Regions from separate parts of the Homo sapiens genome. Here region 2 is linked to region 1. Evidence: chromatin loops called from intact Hi-C (ENCODE). Cell type or tissue: endothelial cell of umbilical vein. All regions are shown on one strand. Each heading gives the region's core, and the rest is flanking DNA. Links, peaks and the distances in the headings are about the cores only.

Evidence for each region. Hi-C counts contacts between places; a loop is a spot of excess contacts. Peaks named below come from ENCODE experiments on the same cell type or tissue, not always from the same donor. Only the 100,000 strongest peaks of a DNase experiment are listed, where the experiment ranks them.
Region 2: it touches region 1 in a loop (3-fold over the local background); 6 of 110 quality-filtered maps call a loop at or near these places.

Annotation. Positions count from the first base shown.
Region 1 is chr20:45,288,782-45,299,504 of GRCh38, reverse strand. It overlaps MATN4 (matrilin 4), which reads left to right. Exons shown (of 10, transcript NM_001393530.1): 7 at 922-1,335; 8 at 1,435-1,587; 9 at 5,490-5,597; 10 at 5,680-6,055. The coding sequence ends at 5,738. LOC105372630 (a long non-coding RNA gene) reads right to left here. Exons shown (of 3, transcript XR_936763.3): 3 at 9,153-9,429. Among named protein-coding and RNA genes, the nearest start is that of RBPJL, 13 kb to the left of the region's middle. RefSeq lists a silencer at 5,618-5,677. In endothelial cell of umbilical vein, for the core only: CTCF peaks have their summits at 5,575 and 8,424 (motif pointing right); DNase peaks (open chromatin) are centred at 5,604 and 8,444; H3K4me3 peaks cover 871 bases; H3K27ac peaks cover 283 bases.
Region 2 is chr20:45,106,555-45,117,277 of GRCh38, reverse strand. It overlaps WFDC5 (WAP four-disulfide core domain 5), which reads left to right and starts at 2,104. Exons shown (of 4, transcript NM_145652.4): 1 at 2,104-2,279; 2 at 6,503-6,643; 3 at 6,738-6,878; 4 at 7,265-7,815. The coding sequence starts at 2,195. The coding sequence ends at 7,269. RefSeq lists enhancers at 1,667-2,166, 2,167-2,668. In endothelial cell of umbilical vein, for the core only: a CTCF peak has its summit at 5,162 (motif pointing right); no DNase peak of the experiment used is centred there; H3K27me3 peaks cover 384 bases.

The DNA.
Region 1 (10,723 bases), core at 1,442-9,441:
TCACATAAAGGCGTAGGGTTTCAATAAATGAATTTTGGGAAACACACTCATTCAGTTCATAACAAAGATCAGATAGAAGGCCATCATCTCCATGCAGCCTTCCTTAACAACTCCAGGAAGAATACACTATTCCTACCTTGGGATCCCTGCATGATCTTCTCTTCTAGCACTTTCCTTGACCAGAGCACATAGCATGTCTGACTTGCTCTGCTCTGTCCTCATGGAACAGGATTATGTTTTAATTATTTCAAAACCTTTGAAAACCTCCCCACGCCAACACACACCACATTTTGGGCCTAGCAACTTTCCTGGCTCAGAATAGGGGAGGTGACATTGTAGAGTCATTCAGGAGCATGGGTTTTGGAGTCAGATGGACCTGGCTTCATGTCTTGGCTCAGTCAGTACTAGCTATGAAATCTGGGGCAATCACTTTATCCATCAGAACCTCAGGTCATAGAAAATGGGGACAATATTCAAGCTTATTGGGAGGATTGAGAATATATATAAGCACTTCACCCAGTACCTACCACATGGTAAGCTGTCGGTAAATAATGTTTTTGTTATTATTATTGTTAATACTGGTAGAGTGCTTAGAAGTGTGCCTGATACATAGTAGATGATCAATAAATGGTAGTTATTGTGGTCATTACTATGATTGTTGTTAAAAAAAGATGCTTTTAGCAGAGTGGTTTGTTCTAAGCACTGAATAAATGTCAAGGGCGATGATGAGGGTGATGATGATGGTGATGGTGATGATGATGGTGATAATTATTATTACTTAGCACACTGCCTGGCACAGGAAGGACTCAGGAAATGTTGTCTGTTATATAATAAATGTTTGCGAATGAACGACTAGATGGATAGACAGCTGCTGCCAGTCCAGAATCTGGTCCCTCAATTCAAGCTTTTCTGGCTGTGCAGGGTGCCGGGAAGGCCACGTGGACCTTGTTCTGCTGGTTGATGGCTCCAAGAGCGTGCGTCCACAAAACTTCGAGCTAGTGAAGCGCTTCGTGAACCAGATTGTGGACTTCCTAGATGTGTCCCCCGAGGGCACGCGGGTGGGGCTGGTGCAGTTCTCGAGCCGCGTGCGCACCGAGTTCCCTCTGGGTCGCTACGGCACCGCAGCCGAGGTGAAGCAGGCGGTCCTGGCCGTGGAGTACATGGAACGCGGCACCATGACAGGGCTGGCGTTGCGGCACATGGTGGAGCACAGCTTCTCCGAGGCGCAGGGTGCACGGCCCCGTGCCCTTAACGTGCCTCGTGTTGGCCTGGTCTTCACGGATGGCCGCTCCCAGGATGACATCTCGGTGTGGGCAGCGCGCGCCAAGGAGGAAGGTGGGCTTGGCATGGGACACAGTGGGCTGGGGTTGGGTCAGACGCTGGGAGGCAGCTTTCCCGAGGCCTGGGGCACCCTCTGAGACCCCGGCCTTGCAGGCATCGTCATGTACGCCGTGGGCGTGGGCAAGGCGGTGGAGGCGGAGCTGCGCGAGATCGCCTCGGAGCCAGCGGAACTGCACGTGTCCTATGCCCCGGACTTCGGCACCATGACGCACCTGCTGGAGAACCTCAGAGGCAGCATCTGTCCAGGTGAGCGCATCTCTCTCGGGGCTCCTCCTCTCTCTCATTGCCCGTCCTCTGATATCTCCCCTTCCTATTCACTCCCTGCCCACTTTGTAGTTATAGCCAGAGGTTGGGCTCACTAGACAGAGCTTTGCTACTCCAAATGTGGTCTGCAGGCCAGCGGCAGGGCGGTCACCCGGTAGCTTCTTAGAACTGAAACATTTCTGGTGCTCTCCAGACCGAATGAATCAGAATTTCCACTTCGACAAGATTCTCAGGTGATTTGTAAGCATATTAAAGTCTAAGAAATCCTAGACTAGGCTACCTGTCCCCCAAATCAGTGGAGGTTCAGAATAATTTGGGAAATTTTTTTGAAGGCACACCAGACAGCATTTGTAAGTGGAGCCACAGCATATATCCCTGAACTTGTTAGAATTCAACCTTATGAACTTGGCAAAGTGGCAGGACTGAATATATTTTAAGTATGCAAAGACTTTTTTTTTTTTTATTGGGGACAACATACCTCATAAGTGCAATCCCTCTACTTCATCATCTGGTGCTCAGCTGAGGAAAAAGAGACTGACTCTACCTGTGAAGAAGGGGACTCTTGAATCGCATGCAGTGTACTGTGCTCTAGGTGATACAGGGAATGTCTCCAGGGTAACTTTTACCCTAGAGACTTTAGACACTAGCCCAGGCTTAAGATGTGACTCTTCTTCCCATTTATCAGACTGCAGCTCCAGAAACAGACTAAGTAGGGCTGGTTTGGGTCTGGAGAATTTGCCTTTTTTTTTTTTTAGATATATGTAGGGGGGCTGGGCGCAGTGGCTCACACCTGTAATCCCAGCACTCTGGGAGGCCGAGGCGGCTGGATCACTTGAGATCAGGAGTTCGAGACCATCCTTGGCAACATGGTGAAACCCTGTCTTTACCAAAAAATACAAAAATTAGCTGGGCAAGGTGGTGGGCACTGAGGCAGGAGAATTGCTTGAACCTGGGAGGTGGAGGTTGCAGTGAGCCGAGATTGCACTACTGCACTCCAGCCTGGTGACAGAGTGAGACCCTGTCTCAAAAAAAGTATATATAATATACTATATATACTATATTATATAATATGTGTTTGTGTATGCATGCACATGCACGTGCATGTATATACACATACAAATATACACATACAGTCCTTCCCCCAACTCTCCTTCCCTCCCCGCTCTCAGCCAATTCTAATTATTGTGGCTCTTTCAGATTAGGGGCTCTTTCAGAGCTCTTCCTATGTGACTCTTATGGGCCCTGCAGTGTGACTTTGGACGAGTCACTTACCCCACACCTACCTTAACTTTTCTCTTCGGTAACAGGAGAGGCACTGGCTGCCCAAGGTTACCTCTAGTTCTAGAGTTCTAAGAGAAGTCTGGGTTTTGTGGTTGAAGCTCTTTATCAATTGGTGGTATGACTGTTCCCTGTCTCCAACCCTTTGTTTAGAGAAACAAATCTGTGAAGTTAGGGGTCTTTGCTGGATTCCAGCAGTTTGTTCATAGTACATATAAGACTAAGATGAAGAGACAACTTTTAAATCATTATGGCAGTGTTTTCAAAGGTTAAATGGCAGGTATTGTGCTTATTATTTCACCACGTGTAATCCTTTTTCTTTTTTTTCCTAAGGTACTTTTATTGTAGCATTTTTTTTTTCTATGTCATTCCCTGTAATCTTTTTTTTTTTTTTTTTTTTTTTTTTTGAGATGGAGTCTCGCTCTGTCATCCAGGCTGGAGTGCAGTGGTGCGATCTCGGCTTACTGCAACCTCTGCCTGCCAGGTTCAAGCGATTCTCCTGCCTCAGCCTCTCGAGTAGCTGGGACAACAGGCGCATGCCACCACGCCCGGCTAATTTTTTCTAGTTTTAGTAGAGATGGGGTTTCACCGTGTTAGCCAGGATGGTCTTGATCTCCTGACCTCGTGATCCACCCGCCTCAGCCTCCCAAAGTGCTGGGATTACAGGTGTGAGCCACAGCACCTGGCCTCCCTGTAATCTTAACAATGGCACATGCTTATAGAATTTCAGTGAATCTAAGATACCATTCATTTTAAGATTCATCACTACCTTATGTACTGCTAAGAAAAAACATGTGCCAGTTTTAATTGTAAGGCCTCCTGCCCAACCCCCAAGATGTTGATGTGTGGGGAGATAGAGTTGGATCAGGATCAGTGGTTCCTAAAAATTAGGTCACACCAGAATCACCTGGTGGACCTTTAAAAACACAAATTGCAGCTGGGCATGATGGCTCATGGCTGTAATCCCAGCACTTTGGGAGGCCGAGGTGGGCAGATCACAAGGTCAGGGGATCGAGACCATCCTGGCTAACACAGTGAAACCCCGTCTCTACTAAAAATACAAAAAATTAGCAGGGCATGGTGGCACATGCCTGTAATCCCAGCTACTCGGGAGGCTGAGGCAGGAGAATCACTTGAACCCAGGAGGCAGAGGTTACAGTGAGCCAAGATTGCACCACTGCACTCCAGCCTGGGAGACAGAGCTCAAAAAACAAAACAAAAACAAACACAAATTGCTGGGCTTCAACTCTAGATTTTCTAATTCAGCAAGTCTGGGGTGTTGTCTGATAATTAGCATTTTTGATAAATTCCTACACGATGCCGATGCTGCTGGTCCAAGGACCACACTTTGAGAATCACTGGTCTAGTTGAAATACACTATAAAGCAGTGGTTTCCAACCTTTTTGGCACCAGGCAGTGGTTTTACGGAAGACAATATTTCCATGATGGTGGTGGGGAGAATGGTTTTGGGATGGTTCAAGCACATTACATTTATTGTGCACTTTATTTCTATTATTACATTGTAATATACAATGAAATAATTATACAACTCACCATAATGTATAATCAGTGGGAGCCCTCAGCTTGTTTTCCTGCAGCTAGATGGTGCCATCCGTGGGTGATGGGAGACAGTGACAGATCATCAGGCATTAGATTTTCATAAGAAGCCTGCAACCTAGATCCCTCACATGCACAGTTTACAATAGGGTTTGTGCTCCCATGAGAATCTAACAATGCCACTGATCTGACAGGAAAGGAGCTCAGGTTGTAATAGGAGCAATGAGGAGCAGCTATAAATACAGATGAAGCTCCCTTGCATGCTGGCTGCTCACCTCCTGCTGTGTGGCCCAGTTCCTAACAGGCCATGGGCTGGTACTGGTCCATGTAATGTGCTGGTACTGGTCCATGGCCTGGGGATTGGGGACCCCTGCTGTAAAGTATTTACTTGAACCAGGCAGTGTTCTAGATCTGTGCTTTTTCAAAAAGGTAGGCAGTACCTATTTAATTACAATTGATTAAAATAAAATACATTTTAGTCCTTTAGTAGCACCAGTCATATTTGAAGTGTTAAACAGCCACATGTGGCTTGTAGCTACTGCTTTGGACAGGGCAGATGTAGAACACTTTCATCATTGCATAAAATTTTATTTGGAGAGTGCTACACAAAGTGTGGTCCACAGACCAGGAGCATCAGCATCATTTGGGAGCTTATTAGAAATGTACCTTCTGAGCTTCTTCTCCATTCTGAAGCAGAATCTATATTTTAACAAGCTCTCCTGATGATTCCAATGAGCATTAAGGTTTGAGAAACAGTCTTGTAAGTTGTGCGTGAGCACACACACACACACACACGTACACAGGTGAATGAATCCTCGAAGCCACTAATGCGTACACTCTTTCATTATATCCATTTTATAGATGAGAAAACTGAGCTTAGAAAGGTTAGTGAGTTTTTCAGTATCTCACAGCTACTTAGCTTGGGACTCAGCCCAGGTCTCTCTAAATCCAAAGCCCATATACTCAACCATAGGCCCAGTGCAGGGAAATCAGAGGGCCAAAGCTAGGGCAATTTCTCATCCCCCTGACCCTCTGTGTCCGGCTTGCAGAGGAGGGCATCAGCGCAGGGACAGAGCTTCGGAGCCCATGCGAATGCGAAAGCCTCGTGGAGTTCCAGGGCCGCACGCTGGGGGCGCTCGAGAGCCTGACGCTGAACCATATCCTTTGGGGCTGGTGGCGCGGGCTGGAGGGAAAGTGAAGGGACCTCGGCGAACCCCAACGGCCTCCTTAACCGCTCACTGGCCCAGCTGACGGCGCGCCTGGAGGATCTGGAGAACCAGCTGGCCAACCAGAAGTGAGGGCCACGGACGGCCCAGACCCGGGCTGGGGCGCGGCACCACGGACGGTGCCCCTTGCGCGCCATCGGTGCGCCGGGGCCAGGCAGAACCTGGGCCCGTCCGGCTTGGGCTGTCGGGGCGGAGGCGCTGGCGGGCTTCCGGCATTGAGCTGAGTTGGCCTCGCCCGGACCATTAGGCGGACTGCGGCGTCAGGGGGATAGCGGGTGGTGAGGGAAGGGGCACGTGCTAGACCGGCACGCCCTCGCCGCGTGCTGCGCTCAGTTCTTTGTTGGATTTCTTGTTTGTGTTCTTAAAAAAATAAAAAAAACTGATTTCCACGGGGTCCGTTTTTGGGTCTTGCTGCGCCGCCTGGGGGAGGGGAAGCCAGACGGAGCGTGCTGTGGCGGCGCCCGGGCGGCGTCTCCTTGGAGAAAGGCGCATTGTGCGGGGGTCGGGCTCGGGGGCAGGAGACCCGGCGCTGCTTCCCCCTGCTTGTTTATTCAGCCGAGAACAGATGGCTCCTTATGCAGGCTGCGGGAAGGGAGGGGGCTCAACAGGAATCCTTGGGGTCTGAGTAAGTCTGCGCCACTCCATTCCCCAGCGGACTGAACGCTTCGCTCCCGGCCACGCCTATCCCATGATGCCCCCAAATCTGGCTCAAAAGCTGCTAGTACTGAGCGCTGGTAAGGGGTGCGGGGGTGGCGTTGGTGGGAAAGTGAGAGGCAGTAATTGAACCCCTAAATGGATGGGGTGGGAGTGGATAGATGAGCTTTGACCGATTTTAACTCTCTCCTGCACTAGGTAGGAAGAGAAGGAGGTATCAGCTAGGACCCCTGTCTGTCCAGCCTGTGGCCTTCCTTCTGTCATCTTATCAACCCCTCCCAAAACACCTCTATCAGCAAAGAACACAAACCAGTACCATTTCCCGAGTGCATGTAAGAAACAACGAAGTTTAAAATGCTTCCAGTCCTAGAGTGATTTGGGGAAAATTATTTTGTGTTTGTTTCCTCATCTGCAAAGTGGAGACTGGAATTGTTACCCCCAAGCGTGATGGGGAGAATCAAGGACATTCTTCTAAGGCATGTGCCTTGTACCTATCCCTCAATTAATGGTAGCTATTAACTGTTCTTATAGTAACAGCTAACATATTTAGTGTTGGGCATTATTGTAACTGATTTGCAGGTATTTTCATTTTATACTTGGAACCAGTGAAATAAGAATTATTGCCTTTATCATCCCCATTTTACAGATGAGGACACTGAGACACAGAAAGGTTAAGTTTCCAACAGTAACATAACCAGTACGAAGCTGAACCAGGATGTTTCCTATGGCTGCTCTAATAAGTTACCACAAATTGAGTGGCTAGCAACACACATTTATTACCTTACAGTTTTTAGGTCAGAAGTCTAAGATGTGTTGGCAAGGCTTTATTCCTTCTAGAGGCTTTTGTTTCCTGGCCTTTTCCAGCTTCTAGAGGCTACCTGAATTCCTTGGGTCATGGCCCTACATCACTTCAGACTCAGTTTCCATCAGCACATCTCTTTCTCTGACTCTGACCTTCCCGTCTCTGTCTTATAAGGACCCTTCTGTTTATATTGGCATGACCTTGATAATCAAAGATAATCCCATCTCAAGCTATCTTTTTTTTTTTTTGAGATGGAGTTTTTGCTCTTGTTGCCCAGGCTGGAGTGCAATGGTGCGATCTCGGCTCACTGCAACCTCCGCCTCCTGGGTTCAAGCGATTCTCCTGCCTCAGCCTCCTGAGTAGCTGGGATTACAGGTGTATGCCACCACTCCCAGCTAATTTTTTGTATTTTTAGTAGAAACAGAGTTTCTCCATGTTGGTCAGGCTGGACTTGAACTTCCGACCTCAGGTGATCCGCCTGCCTCAGCCTCCCAAAGTGTTGGGATTACAGGCGTGAGCCACCGCGCCCAGCCTCAAGCTCTCTATCTTAACCACATCTGCAAAGTCCCTTTTGTCGTGTGAGGTGAAATCACAGGTGCCGGGGATTAAAATGTGTACATCTTTGTGGGGAAGGCCATTCTGCCTACCACATGGGGCTTGAAGCCAGGCTGACTGACTTCAGAGCAGCTGCTCTTAAGTACTCTGTGCCGGGCACCTTGCTAGGCTTGGTGAAGAGGGAGAAACTGATGATTGAGAAAAACTCTTGAGCTGAGGAAGCTCCGGGCTAGAAGGGCTGAGGTCCACCTGACTGTTGCAGAAAGAGGGAACTTCAGATGAGAGGAGGGAGAAATCCTGGAGAGGTGATCCTTAAACGGTGGCTGGAATTTCCGCAGGAGGCCATGGAAGACTTTACAGGTGAGTGAAGCTTGAACTATGCGTGGTCAGGAGGGACTGGAGTATGGGGGGATGGGAATGATCATCTTACCTGGCCATGAGGATCAGATGAGCTAAAGACCTATGGACTTGGCATGTGACCTCACCTTGCCTTACCATTCATTTTACAGTTGGGGAAACTGAGGCCTAGAGGCCAGAGTTGCCTGCCCAAGGTCACACAGAGAGAAAACATCAGTTGCACCAGGAAGAAGCCTAGTGGGGAGGTCAAACTGGAGCAGGGTAGTCAACTGATAGGGGGCACTGAGGGCAAAGGCCAGGCTCCTTCCTTCCTCTTCCCTGGAGTTGGCAGGCACTGGCTTCTCTGGGGTTTCTTTTCTCATGCTTTTTTCTCTTGCAATCTCCCTAATGGCCACTGGATGGCGCCGGGAGCACTGATTTGGAGCTGGGTCCTAGAGCCTTCGCAGGCCGTTGGCATCTGGCACTTGGGCTGCAGAGCCTGTCCTCCCTTAATTCCCCGACTCTGGCAGCCCCACCACCGAAGTCTACAAGCTGCTTCTGTTCCCATGCAGTGGCCCCATAGTCCTGGATTTGAAGACCAGCCCTGCTACTTACCAGGTGTGTGTTGGTGTTGACAGGTACTGGTTCCCTTTCTCACTTCTTGATTCCTTTCTCTCATTTCCCTTTCCTCCTACCAGCTTAACCCTGCTGGATACAGGGAATTCCTGTTCCCTAACCATGCCCCACATAAGGTCAGCTAGCGCTTGCTTCTTTGTTTATACCCCCATCTTACGTTATGGGATAGAAGACTTACAAAGGACCCGTGAATTCAGGAAAACAAACATCCATTAACTCAAGAACAGAAAGTGAGAACCCAAGTAACAGTGTGAGGAGAGTAACACTGCCAAGAAAGCTTAGATGGAGAAGGCACCGAGCCCGAACAAAGACCCCCGGGCCCGGGTCTTTTGGTACCCAGGCAAGCACGGGTTTATGTGGCTTTCAGAGCCTGTTAAGATCAGGAATAAAGCACGTAGATATTGGGGGAGTCCTGAGCCCAGGTGTGTGGAGAGAACTCAGCGCCCTCAGCCTTCTTGGTTCCCTGGAGAGTTTGAATCATTAAAAAACGACAATATCTTCCCTAGTGGTTAGCAGAGATGCCACTTCTGGAGCTGTTTCTTAGACTTAGTAACATGAACTAGGCATGGCCTTGGGTGGGAAAGGGCAGGGCAGGAAGGGCCTGTAACTTCAGCCAAGTGCTGGACTCGCTTTCTGAATTTCACCTCTGTGTTGTCTGGCTCTGTTTCTCCGTGGTTTTTGGCCTTTCTCTTCTTCTATTCTAGCTCACAGCTCTCTCCATTTCTGCAGCCGGCACAGCTGCTGTCTCTAAGGACTGTCTACTCTTCTGGTTCTTTGGACCTAGGATAGTGAAACAGGAGAGAAAACTATCAATTACCAAACACTGGCCTGCATGCTGGGGGCCAGGCTGTGCCTTTCATCTGTGTTGTCTCGTTGAAACCTCTCAACCTACAGGAGGGAAAACTGAACTTGAAAGAGGCCAGTTAGTTGCCCAAGGCCCAGAGCTTCCAAGTTAGGGTTTGAACCCAGGTGGTCTTGATCCCAGAGTAGGCCCATTTCACATTTCTACCCTTCAGTTATTAGGGACAAATTTGGACTTTTTCAAAGAAACCTTTTTCAGGAAGTTTATGGAGTAGACCAAAGCAAAGCCCGAGATACAGTGCAGGTGAATGGCAGGAGCCGCTCTGCCGTTTGTCAGCAGCACAGCCTCCATGGGACACTTTTGCCTCAGTGTCCCCTCTTGTAAAACCTGTGAGCAGGCCAGGCATGGTGGCTCACACCTGTAATGCCAAGCACTTTGGGAGGTTGAGGCGGGCGGATCACAAGGTCAGGAGTTCAAGACCAGCCTGACCAACATGGTGAAGCCCCGTCTCTACTAAAAATACAAAAATTAGCCGGGTATGGTGGCATGTGCCTGTAATCCCAGCTACTCAGGAGGCTGAAGCAGGAGAATCGCTTGAACCCAGGAGGCAGAGTTTCAGTGAGCCAAGATCGCGCCACTGCACTCCAGCCTGGGCGACAGAGGGAGACTCCGTCTCAAAAACAAACAAAACCAAGAAACAAAACAATAACAACAACAAAAAAAACCTGTGGGCAACGCCAACCTCATAGGTTAAAAGGAAAGAGCGAAGTCATTGATGAATGTGAACATGCACAGTGGATGATCAGGAAGGGCCCCTTTCTCTGCAGGCCATTACTTGCCCTTTTTCCACACCCTCCCACTCATTTGAAGTGGCGTGGCTTCAGATCCCCAGGCCCAATGAAGAAGTTCGGCCACATCACACAATGAAAAGCAAATTGCTGTTAAATACACAGAGGAGGGCATAAGCAGCTCAGCTTTATGGAGCCCAGGAAGGCTTCCTGGAGGAGGTGGCAAGTGAGCTGCACCAGCAAGGAAGGGTAGACATTCCGCAGATGATAAAGGAGGAGAGGGCTCCTGGGCACAGGACTCGAGTGGCTTTTCAAGGGCATGTGGGGAGGGTGAGGCTGGAGAAGACAGTCGCCCTCAGTCCCCCAGGTGGATCATGCTGCATCCCATGACAAGGGCTTGTGGGTTAGTGGTTCTAACCCACAAGACTTCATGGACTTATGAATCACCTGAGGGTCTGTTAAAATGCAGCATCCTGCAGTGGGG
Region 2 (10,723 bases), core at 1,473-9,472, 180 kb after region 1:
GCTCATGCCTGTAATCCCAACACTTTGGGAGGCCGAGGCGGGTGGATCACCTGAATTCAGGAGTTTAAGACCAGCCTGACCAACATGGTGAAACCCCGTCTCTACTAAAAATACAAAAAATTAGCCAGGCATGGTGGCGGGCGCCTGTGGTCCCAGCTACTTGGGAGGCTGAGGCAGAGAATTGCTAGAACCCAGGAGACGGAGGTTGCAATGAGCAGAGATTGCCCCATTGCACTCCAGCCTGGATGACAGAGGAAGACTCCGTCTCAAAAAAAAAAAAAAAAAAAAAAAAAAGAGCATTTCATGGCTGAGCACAGTGGCTCACCCCTGGAATCCCAGCACTTTGGGAGGCCAAGGTGGGAGAATCACTTGAGTCCTAGAGTTAGAGACCAGCCTAGGCAACATAGGAAGACCCCCCATCTCTACAAAAAATAAAAACTAGCCAAATATTGGGGCGCATGCCTATAGTCCCAGGTACTCAGGAGGCTGAGGCAGGAGGACTACTTGGGTCCATGAGGTCAAGGGTTCAGTGAGCCATGATGGCACTGTGCACTCCAGCCTGGGTGACATAGCGACATTCTGTCAAAGACAGAGAGAGAAAGAGAAAGAGAGAGAGGAAAGAAGAAGGAGAAGGAGAGAAAGAAAGAAAGAAAGAAAGAAAGAAGGAGAAAGGAAAGAAAGAGAGGAAAGAAGGAAAGAAAGAAGAAAGAAATAAAAAAGGAAAGAAAGAAGAAAGAAAAAGAAAGAAGAAAGAAAGAAAAGAAAGAAAGAGAAAGGAAAGAAAGAGAGGAAAGAAGGAAAGAAAGAAGAAAGAAATGAAAAAAGGAAAGAAAGAAAAAGAAAAAGAAAGAAAGAAAAGAAAAAAGAAAGAAAGAGGGAGGGAGGGGTGGAGGGAGGGAGGGGTGGAGGGAGGGAGGAAGGAAGGGCTCATATATTTGTCCTCCAAAATAAAGCTTCCAAGGAGGTGCCAGCATTCCAAAAGCAACATCAGATCATAGAAGACAGAGCCTCTCCTATCTTAATAGCTTAGAAGACAGCACGAGAGATTCACATTAAACCCAAGGAAGAACTTCCTGCTGCCAGGGCTGTCCTGGATTGGAATGGGTAAGTGAGACAAGCCCTGTAATATCACCCTCCTTTCTCAGGATCAGATGAGGTATTGACCTGCTTTTAAAACCCAGGAACTGAATGAGGGTGATGGGGAGGCCACAGTGGGAAGTCCCAGCTTAGTCAGGAATTAGCTGCGTGTCCTTGGGCCAGTCCCCTCTCATCTCTATCTCACAGTTTCCTCGTCTTTCAAATGAGAAGGCTGAGAGAATGTACTTCGATGGAGTTTCTGTTTAGGATGTCCCTTAGGATGCCAAGTCTCAGCTCCCTCTCTTCTACCAAATGCAGGAGGCAACATCAGAGATACGAAATCTAAGGTGGGGGTCCCTGGATGAGATGACATTTTTTTGCTCAGGATCCCTTAGGGCCAGAGAAGAGGTTCCAGTGGCCACACATCTGCTGTGACCAGCAAACTTAGCCAAGCCAAAAGCCATGCTCCCCCACCCTCAACAGCCAAGCCAGCCCCAGGAAGAGGGCAGTTCTATCAGAAGCCACTGGTGATCTCACCAAAGGCGGGGTGGTCTTTCTCCCATCCACAGGACCCAAGAGGAGAGGCCAGGGCTGGCCTCACTCATTATGCCAGCCTGGGCCAGCCTTCTTTGGCTGCAAGCTCTGGCCTAACCCTAATGCCTTCTCCCTTCCTAGGCATCCAGAACTCTGCAAACCCCCACTCCTTTGCTATTCAAAGCTGACCTCTACCCGCTGCCTAGACATCGCTGGGGCTTCAACATCTTTGAGAGCCAGGATAGCAAGCATCTGCCTCAACAACCTTCACCCTGTGTACAGATGAAAAAACTGAAGCCCAGAGAGACAAGACTTGCCCAAGATCACAGCCCAAGTCACCGATACAGGCAAGACTGGATCTGAGTCCCCCACATGCAGGATGTGCCGCCACCCTATCTTCAGCTATTGTGACAGCATCCCTTGCACTGAGTCCTCGGGCCCTCAGGGGGTGGGGCCAAGATGAAGCAGGCACGGTGTCACTCCACACCCCCTCTCTTTCCTCTCCTGACTAAGTTTCTCTGGCTTCCCTGAGGCTGCAGGTGTTAATCTGGGGGGCCCTGGGCCCTGAGCCGGCAGCAGAAATATGAGGACCCAGAGCCTTCTCCTCCTGGGGGCCCTCCTGGCTGTGGGGAGTCAGCTGCCTGCTGTCTTTGGCAGGAAGAAGGGAGGTGAGTGCGGGAAATCCCTCTGCTGGGGGGACCAGATTGTCTCTACTTCTCTAGGGAGAGTAAGGGTTTGGGGGAAGGCAGGTAATGCCCTGTGGGGTGTGTGTGCGCGTGTGTGTGTGCGTGCGTGCGTGTGTGTATGTGTGGATGCCTGATTCTTAGTGCTTTCAGAAGCCTGTGTTTTTATGTGTGTACATTTGTGCCTGTCCACCTGCCTGTGTTGGTATCTGTAAGTGTCTTTTCTGCCAGTTTCTCGGTGCTTGTCTGTGCCTGTCTATATGTCAGGGGGTGGCAGGGCGGGGAATGCATGTGCCTGTGTCTGTGTAGACATGTGTCTTTGCGTCTGCTTGTCTGTGCAAAGCTCTGTCTGCACACGTACACTTAGGAATGGCTGCACGCATGTGTCTGAGCTTGGTGCCTGTCCATGTGTGTCTCTGTGCCTTCAGGTGTGGGGAGGGACCCTGTCTGTGCCTGCTGGGCTGTGGTGTGACTGGGTCAGTGGGTCCACCACCCCATCTGTGGAAGGGACTTGGGAATTGAGGAGAGGGTGTGGCTTCTGGGATCTGGGCTTTGTGGGGAGGAAGCTCTGTCTCTAACTCTCATCGCCCCCAACCTCCTGTCCCCATTCCCACCCCTGACAAGGCTGGGGCTGGCCTGCTGACAGGTGAGGGAGGGCTGCTGAGTGGCTAGACAGGTGACTCCTGATCTGGGTGAGGCCTCCACCTGCGTCCTTTTCTGGGGCTGGAACACTCCAACCTACATTCACCTGTGCAACCCTTGCCCTGCCTTAAAGAAAGGGGACAGTAATGGGGACAGGCTGAGGAAGGAAGTACACTGGTGAGCTCCAAGGCTGGACCCTGTGTTGGCTGTGATTCATGCACCATCATCACGTAACTCCTCGACAAGGTGCTGTGAGGACAGGACTATTTTCATCCCCATTTTGCAGATGAGGAAAATTGAGGCATAGCGGGGAACCACTTAACAAGGTCAAAGACTGACTCTGAGTTAGTGCCAAATGTGGCATTTGAATGCAAGTATTTGAAATCAGAAAGATTCACCTTACCAACTATTACAGCAAAAACCCAGGACTGTACAGGACAATGCACCCCCAACATAGGAAGGAGCTGAGAGACCAGAGAATGACTTAGACAAGGCCAGATTAGCAAGTGCATGAGTGCAAGTATTTGAAATCAGAAAGATTCACTTTACCAACTATTACAGCAAAAACCCAGGACTGTACAGGACAATGCACCCCCAACATAGGAAGGAGCTGAGAGAACAAAGAATGACTTAGACAAGGCCAGATTGGCAAGTGCATGAGTTTATTAGGACTTCCAGGCAGGACACTCCTGGAAGGCAACAGGACAGGTCTGGAGACTTACTCCTTGTAAAATGGGGTCCCATGCCTCTCTCTCAGGAGTAAATGGTGTCTCGAGGAATAAGGGCCTGGCACACAGTAAGCACAGCATAAGTGGGTGATTTGGGGGAGTCATTGTGTTCCCAGGGAGCACACCCCAATATTCAGCCCAGCTGCTCAGAGGCAAAGAGCTGGCACAGCAGAAACCGAGCCTGCGCAGGGCCACTCTGCATGGGCAGGTGTGACAAGCTTGTCTCTCCCCCAGTTCACCACACCTTGTCCCCCACTGGTTTCTCTCCTGTAAGACATTGCCGAGCTGTTGGTAGAATTTCAGACAATGGAGGAAGGTGACGAAGCCAAGGGAAGGGAAGTCTCAGTTTGTTGCCTGTGGAAGCCCAGCCGCCTCTGTTTATAAGAGCTCCCCATTCTGCCCCCTTCTCACTCAAACGTCTGGGTGTCTCTGATACAAAGAGCCTGGCATAGTCCCTGATAAACAGCAAGTGCCTAATTAAATGCTGTCAGTGGTTATGTGGTATTGGGAAGATATATGTGTCTGTGTAGCTCTGTGCATATGATTCTGTATATATGACTGTGTATGCTTATGTATGTCTCTCTGTTCACATACATATGCTATATATTTATATATTTATATACATAACTGTGTGTGTCTGAGTGTCTATCTGTGTGTATGTATCTATGTGGGTAGGCATGTGTAAATGACAGTGATTATGTTCCAGCTCATATGTACATACATGACTGCCTGTTTATATATGTTTATAAATATATTGCATATATATAACTCTCTGATATATGTCCATATGTATATATGTGTGTATTAAGTTGAACCATGTAAAATTGCTACTTTTGTAGATAAAACAGTTGACTATCTGCAGTTTCCTACTGTTAAGCCTGTAGCTAATTGTGTGTCTAGATCTAAATGTGCTTGTGTATTTGACTATGTGTGTATCGTCTGTGTGTACAAGTGTATATATTTAACCATGTTTGGATACGATTCTTTTGCTCTCTAAGTCTACACACCCATGGCGCATGCATCTGGATGACCATCTGTGTGTGTGACTGTCTCGATGTACACATCTGTGAGTGGAGAACCTGGTTTGGAGGGACTGTTAGGAAAGGCAGGCAAACAGAGTGAGTGTGACCACCCAGAGCCTCTCACGCCGGCTCTGCACACGCCAGGCTTTTATCCCCACCTCCACATTGCAGCTATCGCAGTTCTTCCACTGGAAATGCCAGCTGTCATGCCCCATCCCTATCTGTCCATTCCCCAAGGCCAGCCCCAGGCCCCTCGCCACAGAAGCTCTCCCTGCCTGACCCACCCGGCTCCACCGGCTTTGAGTGCACGCAGCTCCGTTTGGCCCACCCTTTGAGGCCTGCGCACCTTTGACTTGGACTTGTGAATTCAGGGCTAAACCTTGGACCTCAGACAGTTTCCCAGGAACCCTCCCATCACCCCCACCACCCCAAACCCACACTTTTTCCCCCTCCCCACGCCAAGCCTCTCTTTCTCCAGCAGGGGGCAGCAATTTAATTTAAACCAACCCGATGTGACAGCTGAAGTTGACTTAGCGCACGTAGGATGTGAGCAAGGTGCCTACTTATGTGTGCAGCCAGCACCCAGGCAGGGGGCTGAGGGGGAGGGGCGGACACAGAGGTAAAGTCACAGAACCAGATCCAGCTGCCCCTCGGAACTCTTGAACATTTTCTCTGATGCTGGATTGAATTGAAGACCTGGGACCTGCTCCATCCCTACAGCTCAAAGACAGCTCAGGGTGGACACTCACAGAGGTCAGAGGGAGCCGGGCCCTGGGAGTCCTAAGCCCAGCCCATGTGGGTCTGGACAAGTCACTGCCCTTTTCAGGCCTTGATTTCCTCCTCTACATGGAGGAGGATACTGATTTCCAGCTTTGTGCATGAAATATGAACATGGCCCAAAATCCCAGCAAGAAGAATGTTAGGTAAGCTCTGGGACAGGACACTCTATACCATTCAGAGGAACGCCTCAGAGACAGAGTTAACGCCTGATCCTCGAAACCATGCCATTTGCAACAGTGATGAACGCAACGGTGCAGAAGACGTGGCCAGCTGTGGCTGTGACAGTGCACCAGGCTGGCCACTGCTGACGCACGTGCAATGCTGGGCCTCACTTCAAAACCCTTTCTTTCCAAGTCACTGAGCCCTACTGCTGTGCGCCAAGGGCTGTGATATGGACCAACGGTGAGCAAAGCTGGCAGGGTGTCTACTCTCCTCACCTCCAGCCAAGTGAGAGACACAGACAAACAGATGCAGCATCACAAACTCTGGAGGAAAGAAATGAGTGTGTGTGTGGGGGCCGGGGTGGGGGGGCGCTGACCTAGTTAATGTGGGGTCAGAGAAGTAGGGTCTTCTGAGGATGCGATGTTTCTGCTGAGTCCTAATGAGCTGACCAGGCGCATGGAGTACAGGAGAAGTGCACTAGGCAAAGGATGCGGCCCGAGCAAGAGCCCTGCAGAGAGAGCTGGCTTGGAGCAGATCAGGAGGCACTGAGTGGGAGGGCAGTAGAGGATGGGGCTAGAGAGATGGGCAGGGCCCAGACCAGGCATGGCCTTATTGGCCACAGTGGAGATGTTGGGCTTCATTTTCCCCTGTCATTTGTGCCATCTGAGTCTCAAACTAGCCCAGCTTCCCATTTCACAGCCAGAAAACTGAGGCTTGGAGTCATTATAAACAAACAAACAAACAAAAATAACAACTAGCCAAAAGACAGGCAAAAAGCAAGGGATGGAGAATTCAGTCTTGTCATTCCCAGGTCAGCGCTTATTACATAACCGTGAGCTTCCTCCAGCTGCAATATTAGGAGATTCTCTTACAGAGAAATCGGGGGGCTGCCCGCCAGATGATGGGCCCTGCCTCCTATCGGTGCCTGACCAGTGCGTGGAAGACAGCCAGTGTCCCTTGACCAGGAAGTGCTGCTACAGAGCTTGCTTCCGCCAGTGTGTCCCCAGGGTCTCTGGTAAATGCCTCCCCTCCACCTTGCTGACCATCCAAGCCCCAAGCTTCAGGGCCAGTGGGCAAGGACGGAGCTCACCCAGTTCCCTGTGTTGCAGTGAAGCTGGGCAGCTGCCCAGAGGACCAACTGCGCTGCCTCAGCCCCATGAACCACCTGTGTCACAAGGACTCAGACTGCTCGGGCAAAAAGCGATGCTGCCACAGCGCCTGCGGGCGGGATTGCCGGGATCCTGCCAGAGGTACGGCTCCTGGGTGCCCAGGGCAGGTGCCTCCCCTCTCCGAGCCCAGCTCTAATACTTTCTTCATTGCTACAAGCTTAACAGGATGCCTCCCCAGAAGTCAGGACCTCCCATGGCCAGGATTAGGAAACTGGATAGGGGTTGGAGGAGTCCTGCTAGGATGACAGAGGACCCGGGAGTCCTTGGTTCTCTTCTTGAGCTTGCTGTGGCACCTGGATGACAGCCCTAAACTGCTCTGGGCTTCTGTTTGCCCTTTTGAAGGGGGCAGAGGAATCCTGCCTTGGTGGCAACCAGAGCTGAGCTGGTGGGGCATGGATGGGAGACCAAGGCCAGAAACCAGAGCCCTATTATGGGAAGGAATTAACCCTTTCTTTCTCCCTCCTCAGGCTAATTCTGATTTAGGATCTGTGGCTCTGCACCTAAGCTGGGGACCAACGGAAAGAGTTCACGATGGGAGGCCTGGGGCCCTGCCCGCTGGACAGCACTATCTCTACCAGCGGTGGTTCCAGCCTTCTGATAATCACTGGCCTGCTGACACTTCCCTGCAACCCATCCACCCCTGGTTTCTCCTCCTGGGAGTCAAAGTCCATAGCCTGAGCTCGGAGGAAGGCCTCTGTATCACCCCAGTACTCTGCACCACTGCCATACGAGCTTCCCACCCTTCCTAACGCTTTCACACCAATCCGTACATGCTGCTTCCTCCACCAAAAATGCCCAATTCAGGCAGACCCTGACCTCTCCCTCAGGCAGCCCAACCATCCAGAATGAATATTCTTGCAGAGTTTTCCAAACATCAGTCATTCACCTCTTTCATGATTTTCACCATACCTACAAAATAGCACCATGATAGGTTGCACGCTGCCTGTACCACCATTTACTTAATGTTTTCTTTAAATGGCTCACTTTTGTATATAAATAAATTCATTTCAAAAGAAAATTGATATCACTACTATAAATGAGATCAATTACCACAAATGGAATTATGAAAACAAATGCAATGGAAACAGCTCAGTTCCATTAAAGTAAATCATGTCAGATTAAATGATATTAAATAGTGTTATTAAACTCTAGCTAGCTACAGCCACCTGCCAAGACTGAGCCTGAAGCCTGTACTCACTCTATGTTTTTGGTTTTTTGTTTTTTGAGACAGAGTCTCATCCTGTTGCCCAGGCTGGAGTGCAGTGGCACGATCTTGGTTCACTGCAACCTCCGTCTCCCGGGTTCAAGCGATTCTTCTGCCTCAGCCTCCCAAGTAGTTGAGACTATAGGTGCCCACCACCATGCCTGGCTAATTTTTGTATTTTTAGTAGAGACAGGTTTTCACCATGTTGGCCAGGCTGGTCTCAAGCTACTGGCCTCAAGTGATCCACCTGCCTCAGCCTCCCAAAGTGCTGGGATTACATATGTGAGCCACCGTGCACGGCCAGTCTATGTTTTAATCAATGAAGATTTTAAAGGGTTACAGATGCAAACATCGGCCGGGCACGGTGGCTCACGCCTGTCATACCAGCACTTTGGGAGGCTGAGGCAGGCGGATCACGAGGTCAGGAGATGGAGACCATCCTGGCTAACACGGTGAAACCCTGTCTCTACTAAAAATACAAAAAATTAACTGGGCGTGATGGCGGGCGCCTGTAGTCCCAGCTACTCGGGAGGCTAAGGCAGGAGAATGTCGTGAACCCAGGAGGTGGAGCTTGCAGTGAGCGGAGATCGCACCATTGCCCCCCAGCCTGGGTGACACAGCGAGACTCCGTCTCAAAAAAAAATAAAAATAAAAAAATAAAATAAATAAATAAATAAATAAAAGATGCAAATGTCTAAGCTGAGACTTTCTCCCTGAGGTAATCAGAAGAATTGAGAAGGGAATGACTTTCTCCCTCCAGGAGTCCATGTTATGTGACACTGCATCCAGGTACATACTAAGATCACTTCAAATTGCCCAAAATTTGGGGAAATGTTGCTCAAGTCGTCGGGATGTCATTATTGTGATGGCTCTCTCTCCACCTCACTCACCTCAGTTTCTCCTGGGTCCAGTATGCAGTCAGGGTTTAACAAGTGTTTCTTGCGGGGAGAAGGGGTCAATGAGGGAATGACAGTCATCCCAAGGGATATCCCTGGACCCAGACAGCTGGATTCCTGACTCTCCCACTTTCCTCCCAGGAAGGAGGTGGCAAATTCCCTGCTCTATCTGCTGGGCCTCTTGTGTCCAGCACAAGACTGAGGGACTGGGCGGTCCACTGTGGAGGTACACTTGGGAATCCTTGGTCTTCTTTCCCTGTTCTCTTGACCTTGCAGTATGATGACAGGTCATCCTTCTGCACTCTGGGCTTCTGTTTGCCCCATCGGAAGATGGAAGGGATTCTACTTCCTCACCCTCCTTGTTCTTACCATGGGATTCAAATGCTTGAACGGTTGACTCAAAAGTACCAAATGCTAACTACATGGATATAGACTGAGGTCTTGGAGAGGGGAAGGAGAACTATCTGGGAGTCACTGACTCTGAGCAAACTTGGATATTTCTGTTCCTCTTTCTGGGCCTCAGTTTCCCCATATACATATAGCTTCAGATAGTTAACACAGGTAATATTGTAGATTGGATTATTTGCCTACAATTGTCCCTTTCCCCTCCCCACCCCATGCTTACAGTGGCTTCCCTCAGGGAGAGTGTACAGCCTGCCCCAGTGACTTGGGCTGGGCGAGGAGACCTGTTTTAGCTAATGGGATGTGGGTGGCAGTGACAGTGTAGCCTGTTTAAAGACAAAACACCACCATTCTTTTTTTTTTTTTTTTTTGAGATGGAGTTTCGCTCTTGTTGCCCAGGCTAGAGTGCAGTGGCACGATCTTGGCTCACTGCAACCTCCACCTCCCGAGTTCAAGTGATCCTCCTGCCTCAGCCTCCCAAGTAGCTGGGATTACAGGCACCTGCTACCACACCCTGCTAATTTTTATATTTTTAGTAGAGATGGGGTTTCACCATGTTGGCCAGGCTGGTCTTGAACTCCTGACCTCAGGCAATCTGCCTGCCTCAGCCTCCCAAAGTGCTGGGATTACAGGTGTGAGCCACCTCACCTGACCTCCACCCTTCTTAGAGCTTCTGCCCTCTGCCATGAGAAGAGCTTGCCCGGAGCCACTTGTCTTGCTGGAGAGACACCTGGGGCAAGCCTGAAGCTGAGCCAGACCAGCCAAGCCTCAAACTTGCCAAAGAGAAAAAAATATTTGTGGTAAGAAGTCACAGAGATTCAAGGGTTGTTTGTCACAGATTTATCACAGTAAGAGCTTGACTAATTCAGATTCTGGTTATTAGTCTGTAATGAACGTCTACTGCAGATCTCCCACTTTTAAACATCATTTCATTCATCCAACCCATAACCCTGAGAAAGGCTATTCCCATTTGACAGTGAAGAAATAGTGGTTATGAGATAAGTGACTTGCCCAAGACCCCCAGCTGAGAAATGATGTAGCCAGGATTAAACCATACCATATTCCTCCCTTGAAAGTAATAAAGGCAGCAACAGCTAACAATTACAGATCATGTGCCATGGACCAGGTATCATTTTAATCACTTTACATGTATAATCTTGTATAATCTCATGAAATCCTCATATCCTTATCGGGTAGGCTTCATTACTTTTCCCCATTTCACACATGAGGAAACTGAAGCACAAAGAGGTTAATTTGGCCAAAGTTGTCCAACTTGTAAGTACTAGAGCTGGGATTCAACCCCAAGCAGTCTAACCATAAACTTTACATCCCTATTGACTACTCTAATTAATTACAATCGGTCTTTGAAGATTTCTCCCACTTAAGATTCCTCCCATTTGAAGATTCAGTGTCCATATCTGAAA